Regions from separate parts of the Homo sapiens genome. Here regions 1 and 3 are each linked to region 2. A link is an interaction called in ENCODE POLR2A ChIA-PET data of the cell type or tissue named here. Cell type or tissue: GM12878. All regions are shown on one strand.

The links. Peaks named below come from ENCODE experiments on the same cell type or tissue, not always from the same donor. Only the 100,000 strongest peaks of a DNase experiment are listed, where the experiment ranks them.
Region 1: POLR2A ChIA-PET joins it to region 2 with 5 read pairs; 12 of 35 experiments call an interaction of 5 or more read pairs at or near these places.
Region 3: POLR2A ChIA-PET joins it to region 2 with 8 read pairs; 8 of 35 experiments call an interaction of 5 or more read pairs at or near these places.

The regions. Positions count from the first base shown.
Region 1 is chr20:38,789,740-38,792,239 of GRCh38, forward strand. No RefSeq gene overlaps it. Among named protein-coding and RNA genes, the nearest start is that of PPP1R16B, 15 kb to the right of the region's middle. In GM12878, a CTCF peak has its summit at 912 (motif pointing left); no DNase peak of the experiment used is centred here.
Region 2 is chr20:38,841,604-38,844,103 of GRCh38, forward strand. All of the region lies in intron 2 of PPP1R16B (protein phosphatase 1 regulatory subunit 16B), which reads left to right. Among named protein-coding and RNA genes, the nearest start is that of PPP1R16B, 37 kb to the left of the region's middle. RefSeq lists an enhancer at 1,160-1,269. In GM12878, no CTCF peak of the experiment used is centred here; a DNase peak (open chromatin) is centred at 1,098; H3K4me3 peaks cover 1,463 bases; H3K27ac peaks cover 2,380 bases.
Region 3 is chr20:38,909,712-38,912,211 of GRCh38, forward strand. All of the region lies in intron 10 of PPP1R16B (protein phosphatase 1 regulatory subunit 16B), which reads left to right. Among named protein-coding and RNA genes, the nearest start is that of FAM83D, 15 kb to the right of the region's middle. In GM12878, no CTCF peak of the experiment used is centred here; no DNase peak of the experiment used is centred here.

The DNA.
Region 1 (2,500 bases), 52 kb before region 2:
TGTGAGGACACAGTGAGAAGACAGCCATCTGCAAGCCCAGGAGGGGGTCCTTAGGAGAAACCAACTCTGCCCACACCCCATCTTGGATTTCTTGCCTCTACAACTCTGAGGAATAAACTTCTGTTGCTTAAGTCACCCTGACTGTGGTCCTTTGCTATGGCAGCCTTAGCAAACGAATATATTGACTTTGACATCCCTCCCATCAAAGGGTGTCCTATTTCTCCTCTCCTTGAAACTCACACTTGAGCCCAACCGCCATGCTATGAGGAAGCCCGAGCTAGCCCAGCAGCCATGCTGTGCCTGAGCTAGCCTAGCTGCCATGTTGTTCCTGAGCTAGCCTAGCAACCATACTAGGAAGCCCAAGCTAGCCCAGCTGCCATGCTGTGAGGAAGCCCAGGCTAGCCCATGCTGTGAGGAAGCCCAGGCTAGCCCATGCTGTGAGGAAGCCTGAGCTAGCCTTCACGGAGAGACCACACAGAGAGACCCTTGGTAGGGGTTGCAGCTGACAGCCATCATCAATACCCAGACAGGTGAATGAAGACACCTCCGGATGATTCCAGCTCCCAGCTATTGAGTCACCCCCCCCTCCACGTCCCCACCCCCAGCTGGTGAGTCACCCCCAGCCAACAAGTATTTCCACCTGAGGCCCGGGACATGTGGAAAAGACAAACTATCCCTGCTTCACCTTTTCCAAATTTCAGACCTACAGAATTCATAAGCATAATGAAATGGTTGTTTTACCCCTCTAAGTTTTGGAGTAGTTGGATACAAAGCAATAGCATCTCCCAAGGGCTCTTCTAGATGGAGCAGCTACCCACAGCCTGGTTCTGTTTTTGACGTAACAGCGTAGAACGCCCCTCTCCCGAGCACTCCCGAACTTTGAGAGAGACCTGATACTGCCACTTGGTGGCCAATAGAAACTATGCAAGACCCGCTGTTTCGCCCTTTCTTCTTCCTTAAGAGTTTATTCACATTCATTCATTCATTCCACATTCATAATCCCTGATGGTGGTGGATCAAGTGTAGTTTTAAAAAGCATATTCGAAAATTACTTTTTTTAATATGCTTTCATCTTTGGTCATGAAATTTCATTTACAAGTCTACAATCCCTTACACTCTTCCAAAATCCAAAATTCTCTGCAAACTCAAAGCGTTTGCATCAGTTTATAAAAGCTTACTCAGTAGCTAAATCTAATCCGAACTGGCTTAAGGCTATTTATAGTCTTTCATTAACATTTCACAGTAAGATTTTTTTTTTAATTTTTTTTTTTGACGGAGTCTCACTCTGTCGCTCAGGCTGGAGTGCAATGGCACGATTTAGGCTCACTGCAACCTCCACCTCCCGGGTTCAAGTGATTCTCCTGCCTCAGCCTCCCCAGTAGCTGGGATTACAGTCACCCGCCACCACACCCAGCTAATTTTTGTATTTTTAGTAGAGACTGGGTTTCACCATGTTGGCCAGGCTGGTCTCAAACTCCTGACCTCAGGTGATCTGCCTGCCTCGGCCTCCCAAAGTGCTGGGATTACAGGTGTGAGCCACCATGCCCAGCCCACAGTAGAAATAATAATATTTGATTTGGGGGTGCTGCTCTAGACCCCTCTAAGGATGTCGTAAAATAGCAGTAGTTCTCAAAGTGTGGTTCTGAGACCAGCTGCATTGGCATCAAATGGGAAATGGAAATGGAAATTCTCAGGCCCCACTTCAGACCTACGGAGTGAGTGTGGCCCAGCCCTCTGTGCTTTAACAAGCCCTCTTGGAGATTCTGACTCACGCTCACATATGAGAGTCACTGATATAGACTCTATGCACCCACCACATTGCATTTATAAAATTCAAAAAATTGTGAAATTCCTAAGCACATGTAGTCCCATGCTTTATGAAAAAGGATTGCTTTCAGACCTGTATTTTGGAATGTCAAGTAATATTAAGGGAAGCCATGAGATTTTCATGTCTAAAAAGGGGGGAAGGGGCCAAGCGTGGGGGCTCACGCCTGTATTCCCAGCACTTTGGGAGGCCGAGGCGGGTGGATCACCTGAGGTCGGGAGTTCAAGACCAGCCTGACCAACATGGAGAAACCCCATCTCTACTAAAAATACAAAATTAGCCAGCCATGGTGGCGCATGCCTGTAATCCCAGTTACTCAGGAGGCTGAGGCAGGAGAATTGCTTGAACCCGGGAGGAGGAGCTTGCAGTGAGCCGAGATTGTGCCATTGCACTCCAGCCTGGGCAACAAGAGCAAAACTCTGCCTCAAAAAAAAAAAGGGGGGGCAGTGGGGAAGGAGTTCCTTGTAGGAATGGAGAAAGGGTGTGATTAATAACAATAAAAGCTAACTTTTGCTGAGTTATTTATAACCTATCAGGCACTGCGCCAAGTGCCTATGCTTATCTAGTCCACATAATGCACCTAGGAGATAGTTACTTTTATCATACCCATTTTATGAATGGGGAAACTGAGGCAAGTGGTGTGAGCACCTACCAAAGCCTGAAGAAGGTCAGCAG
Region 2 (2,500 bases):
CCCAGGCAACTATAATCTACTTTCTGTCTGTATAGATTTGCCTTTTCTGGACATATTATTTACATGGAATCATACAGTATATGATCTTTGTGATTGGCTTCTTTCATTCAGAATACTGCTTTCAAGGTTCATCCTTGGTGTGACATCATATATCAGGGCTTCATTCCTTTTCATTGCCCTGTAGTATTCCATTGTATAGATATTCCGCATTTTGTTTATCCATTCACCAGTAGGTGAACGTTTGGATTATTTCTATTTTGGGGTAGGATGAAGAATGCTGGAAGGCAAATTTGGGTACAAGTCTTTGTGTGGATATATGTTTTCATTTCTCTTGGGTCATTACCTAGGAATAGAATTGTTGGGTCATATGGTAAATTATGTTTAACTTTTTAAGAAACTGCTGTACTGTCTTGGAAAATGGCTTCACTGTGTGAATTCTCATCCCCCATTTTACAGATGAGAAATTTGAAGCTCAGAGAGACTAAGTCACCTGCCAAGGTCTCACAGGTTTTAAGTGTCAGACTCAATCCCAGGATTCAAACCCAGATCAGTTTCTCCGAAGCCCATGTATTTAACCACCAGGCAGTCCTGTACTTCCTGCTTTTGTTTTCACTAGAAAACTAGAGAACCCTCAGTTGCTGTACTGATCTGTGTTTGTTTTGGCCTTAGGCATCCTGGTGTTTCTGCTGGCATCTTGGGCCCTTTGATTTGGGGCCCCCAAGATAAACTCTTTAGCCCCAGATATAACTTCTTTCTAGGGCCACAATAGCCCAGCCTCCCTTGAAACCATTGAATGTATGTTAAGTTGTTAGAGACTTCTGTTTTTCTCTCAGAATGTGTAGGGTTTTCTTTATGGAAATTCTCATTCAAAAAATGTTTGAGTGATTCTTCTGTACTCTAAATTTAACTCTTATTAAATTTAATGATTTTTCTCACTGTAAAAGTTTTCAAACTCTTTTTTAAGCAGTGGAAACTTTTCTTTAAATGAGATATTATGCAGAAACCCAATATGTAAAACAAAGGAAGGAGCTGTTCTGACTGGGGTCAGGTGGGTGGGGTGCTCAGTCATCCCTGCCACCTGCAACCCCCTCCCCCACCCCCAGGCACAGTGCTGGACACCTGGGCCTTGCCACCACCATCTTAAACCAGCAGCTCATCTACAGGAACTAGCTCAGACTTTCACTTTTGGTCCTTTTAAAAAGGGAAGTTTCTTTTCTTCTAATTATTAAAAAAAAAAAAACCCTGTTATTGTTACAGAAACTTTTAGAAGTACAGAAAAAAAGAAGCATTAAGAAGAAGATAAAATCACCCATATTCCCCCTGAACAGCAACAACCATTGATAATATTTTGGTATTGTTGTGTCAGGCAGCGTCCTGGGAGGAAACAAATGGTGATTTTATATGGGGTGATTTGTGGAAAGTTTGATAAAGGGGCAGTTTGTAAAGGGTTTAGGGAAGTGGTCCTCAAACTTTTTGGTCTCAGAGGCCCTTTATATTCTTAAAACCTGAGAACTCCTAAAAGCTTTGGTTTAGCTGGGTTCTATCTACCCATATTTACTGTATTCGAAATTTAAACGGAGGCATTAAATATTTATTCATTCATTAAGTCAGAATGATAAACACATTATCTGTTGGCTATCTGCTTCTGCGTAGCAGATGAACTCAAAATTTAGCAGCTTAAAACAATAAACATATACTGCCTCACACAATTTCTGTGGCTCAGGGATCCAGAGCAGCTCAGCTGGGTGGTTCTCGTTCAGGATATCTCATAAGGTTGCAGTCACTTCAGGATTTACCTGGGGCTGGAGAATCCACTTCCAAGATGGCTCACTGGCATGGCTCTTGGCAGGAGGCCTCAGTTCCCTGCCATGTGGCCCTCTCTATAGGACAGCTCGAGTGTTCTCTCAGCATGGCAGGTGGCTTTTTTCAGAGTGAGTGATCCAAGAGATAGAGGAATCCGCAATGCCTTTATGACCTTGTGTTGGAAATCATGTACCATCACTTCTACCATCTTCTATTCATGAGAAATGACTCACTAGGTCCAGCCCACACTCAAGGGGTGGGGAATTAAGCTTCATCTTTTGAAGAGAGAATTTGTGGACATGTTTTAAAACCACCACATGTTAACATAAATATTTTTATGAAAAATTATATTTTTCAAAACAAAAAAAAAAGCAATGAGGAGAGTAGCCTTGTTTTATATTTTTGCAAATCTTTTTAAGATCTGGCTTAATGGAAGACAGTTGGAGTATCTTATCTGCTTCTGCCTTCAATCTGTTGTGATATGTTATTTTGGTTGAAGTAAATAAAGAAAATCTTATGTAGTTGGAAAAGGGAGGAAATATTTTAATTGCTTTTTCAGATATTGTGGATATTCTTTGATACTACATCTAAACTCAACAAGTAGTAGTTTCTTAAAGGTTAGTTGCAGTGCTGAATCTGAAGCCATATCAATTTACATCAAAATCCATTGGTCTGTCTGGCATTTTGAATGGTTCTT
Region 3 (2,500 bases), 68 kb after region 2:
GAACAGTGGGGTCACCTACTGCCTGTCTCACCAGGAGGTGTGAAGGTGCCTGCCCAAGGGGAGGCCACATCAAAGCCACCAGCTGGTGATGGAGAGGGCACGTAGGGAAGATTTGTTCTGCCTGGCCCCTTAGTCTGAGGATTGGTGAGAAAAGAGATGTAGATCAGTATCAAATCACATTTCAGATGTCTCCCAGCTGTGCTTTATTTATTTTTCCTTTGTGATTGTGGTGTAACTTAAGTATGGTAAAGCAGACAAATCTTTTTTTATTTTTTTATTTTTTTATGATATGGAGCCTCGCTCTGTTACCCAGGCTGGAGTGCAGTGGTGTGATTTCAGCTCACTGCAACCTGTGCTCCCGGGTTCAAGCGATTCTCTTGCCTCAGCCTCCTGAGTAGTTGGGATTACTAGTGCCCGCCACGACGCCTGGTGGATTTTTGTATTTTTAGTAGAGATGGGGTTTCACCATGTTGGCCAGGCTGGTGTTGAAGTTCTGACCTCAAGCAATCCTTACCCACTTGGACCTCCCAAAGTGCTGGGCTTACAGGTGTGAGCCACCATGCCTGGCCAAGTAGACAAATCTTAAATGAGATTTTCAACAACCTTTTACAAATGTACACACTCAGATGAATTCATAGAGCATTTTCATCATCCATGTTCTCTCTCCGTCCTTTCCCCCACTCCAAATGTAGTCACTATTTAACTTTGAGTTCTAAAGATTAATTTTGTATATGCATATGAATGACCCTGCAGTTTCTTTCGTGTCTGGCTTTTTTTACATCTGTGAGAGTCACCCACGTTGTGGCATATAGCAGTAGTTTTTTTTTGTTTTTTTTTTTTGAGACAGGAGTTCACTCTGTTGCCTGGGCTGGAGTGCAGTGGTGTGATCCTAGCTCACTGCAGCCTTGACCTCTTGGGATCAAGCGATCCTCCCACCTCAGCCTCTTGGGTAGCTGGGACTATAGGCATGCACCACCATGCCTGGCTAATTAAAAAAAATTTTTGGCTGGGTGCCGTGGCTCATGCCTGTAATCCCAGCACTTTGGGAGGCCGAGGTGGGTGGATCACAAGGTCAAGAGATCGAGACCATCCTAGCCACATGGTGAAACCCCATCTCTACTAAAAATACAAAAATTAGCTGGGCATGGTGGCACGCGTCTGTAGTCCCAGCTACTCAGGAGGCTGAGGCAGGAAAATCACTTGAACCCGGGAGGTGGAGGTTGCAGTAAGCCAAGATCGAGCCACTGCACTCCAGCCTGGGGACAGAGCGAGACTCCGTCTCAAAACAAAACAAAACAAAACAAAACAAAATTTTTTAGAGATGGAATCTTGCTATGTTGCCCAGGCTGGTCTCAAACTCCTGGGCTCAAATGATCCTCTTGCCTCAGTCTCCCAAAGTGCTGGGATTATAGGCACGAGCCACTGTACCTGGCCTCATTCTTGTTTTTTTTTTCTTTTTCTTTTTTTTTTTTTGAGATGGAGTCTTGCTCTGTCCCCCAGGCTGGAGTGCATTGGCGCGATCTCGGCTCACTGCAACCTCCATCTCCCGGGTTCATGCCGTTCTCCTGCCTCAGCCTCCCTAGTAGCTGGGACTATAGGTGCCCACCATCACGCCCAGCTAATTTTTTGTATTTTCAGTAGAGACGGGGTTTCACCGTGTTAGCCAGGATGGTCTCGATCTCCTGACCTCGTGATCCACCCGCCTCAGTCTCCCAAAGTGCTGGGATTACAGGCGTGAGCCACCACGCCTGGCCGCCTCATTCTTTTTTATTGCTTTCTAGAATTCGATTGTTTGAATATTAAAATTTACATATCCATGCTCCTTTTTTTTTTTTTTTAAATTGAGACAGAGTCTCGCTTTGTCACCCAAGCTAGAGTGCAGTGGCGTGCTCTTGGCTCACTACAACCTCTGCCTCCCAGGATCAAGCGATTCTCCTGCCTCAGCCTCCTGAGTAGCTGGGATTACAGGTGCGTGCCACCACGCCCGGCTAATTTTTCTATTTTTAGTAGAGATGGGGTTTCGCCATATTGGCCAGGCTGGTCTTGAATTCCTGACCTCAAACGATCCACCCTCCTCGGCCTCCCAAAGTGTTGGTATTACAGGGGTCAGCCACTGCTCCTGGCCTCCATTCTCCTTTTGGTGGACATTTGGGTTTCTTGTTTCTGGCTCCTGTGAATAAAGCTCCTATAAACATTTTTGTACATGTCTTTTGGTGGACATAAGCACTATTTTGTGTTGGGAAAACACCCAGGAAAGCAGCTGGAGTCACGGGTAGGCATATGTTTAGCTTTAGTGGATACTACCAAGCAGTTTTCCAAGGTGCCTTGTACCTGTCTGCTTTCCCATGGCAGAGTGTTTCTTGCCAACCCTTGGTATAGTCAGTCTTTTTTTTTTTTTTTTTTTTGATACAGAGTTCCGCTCTTGTTGCCTAGCCTGGAGTGCAATGGCGCCATCTCGGCTCACTGCAATCTCCGCCTCCCGGGTTCAAGTGATTCTCCT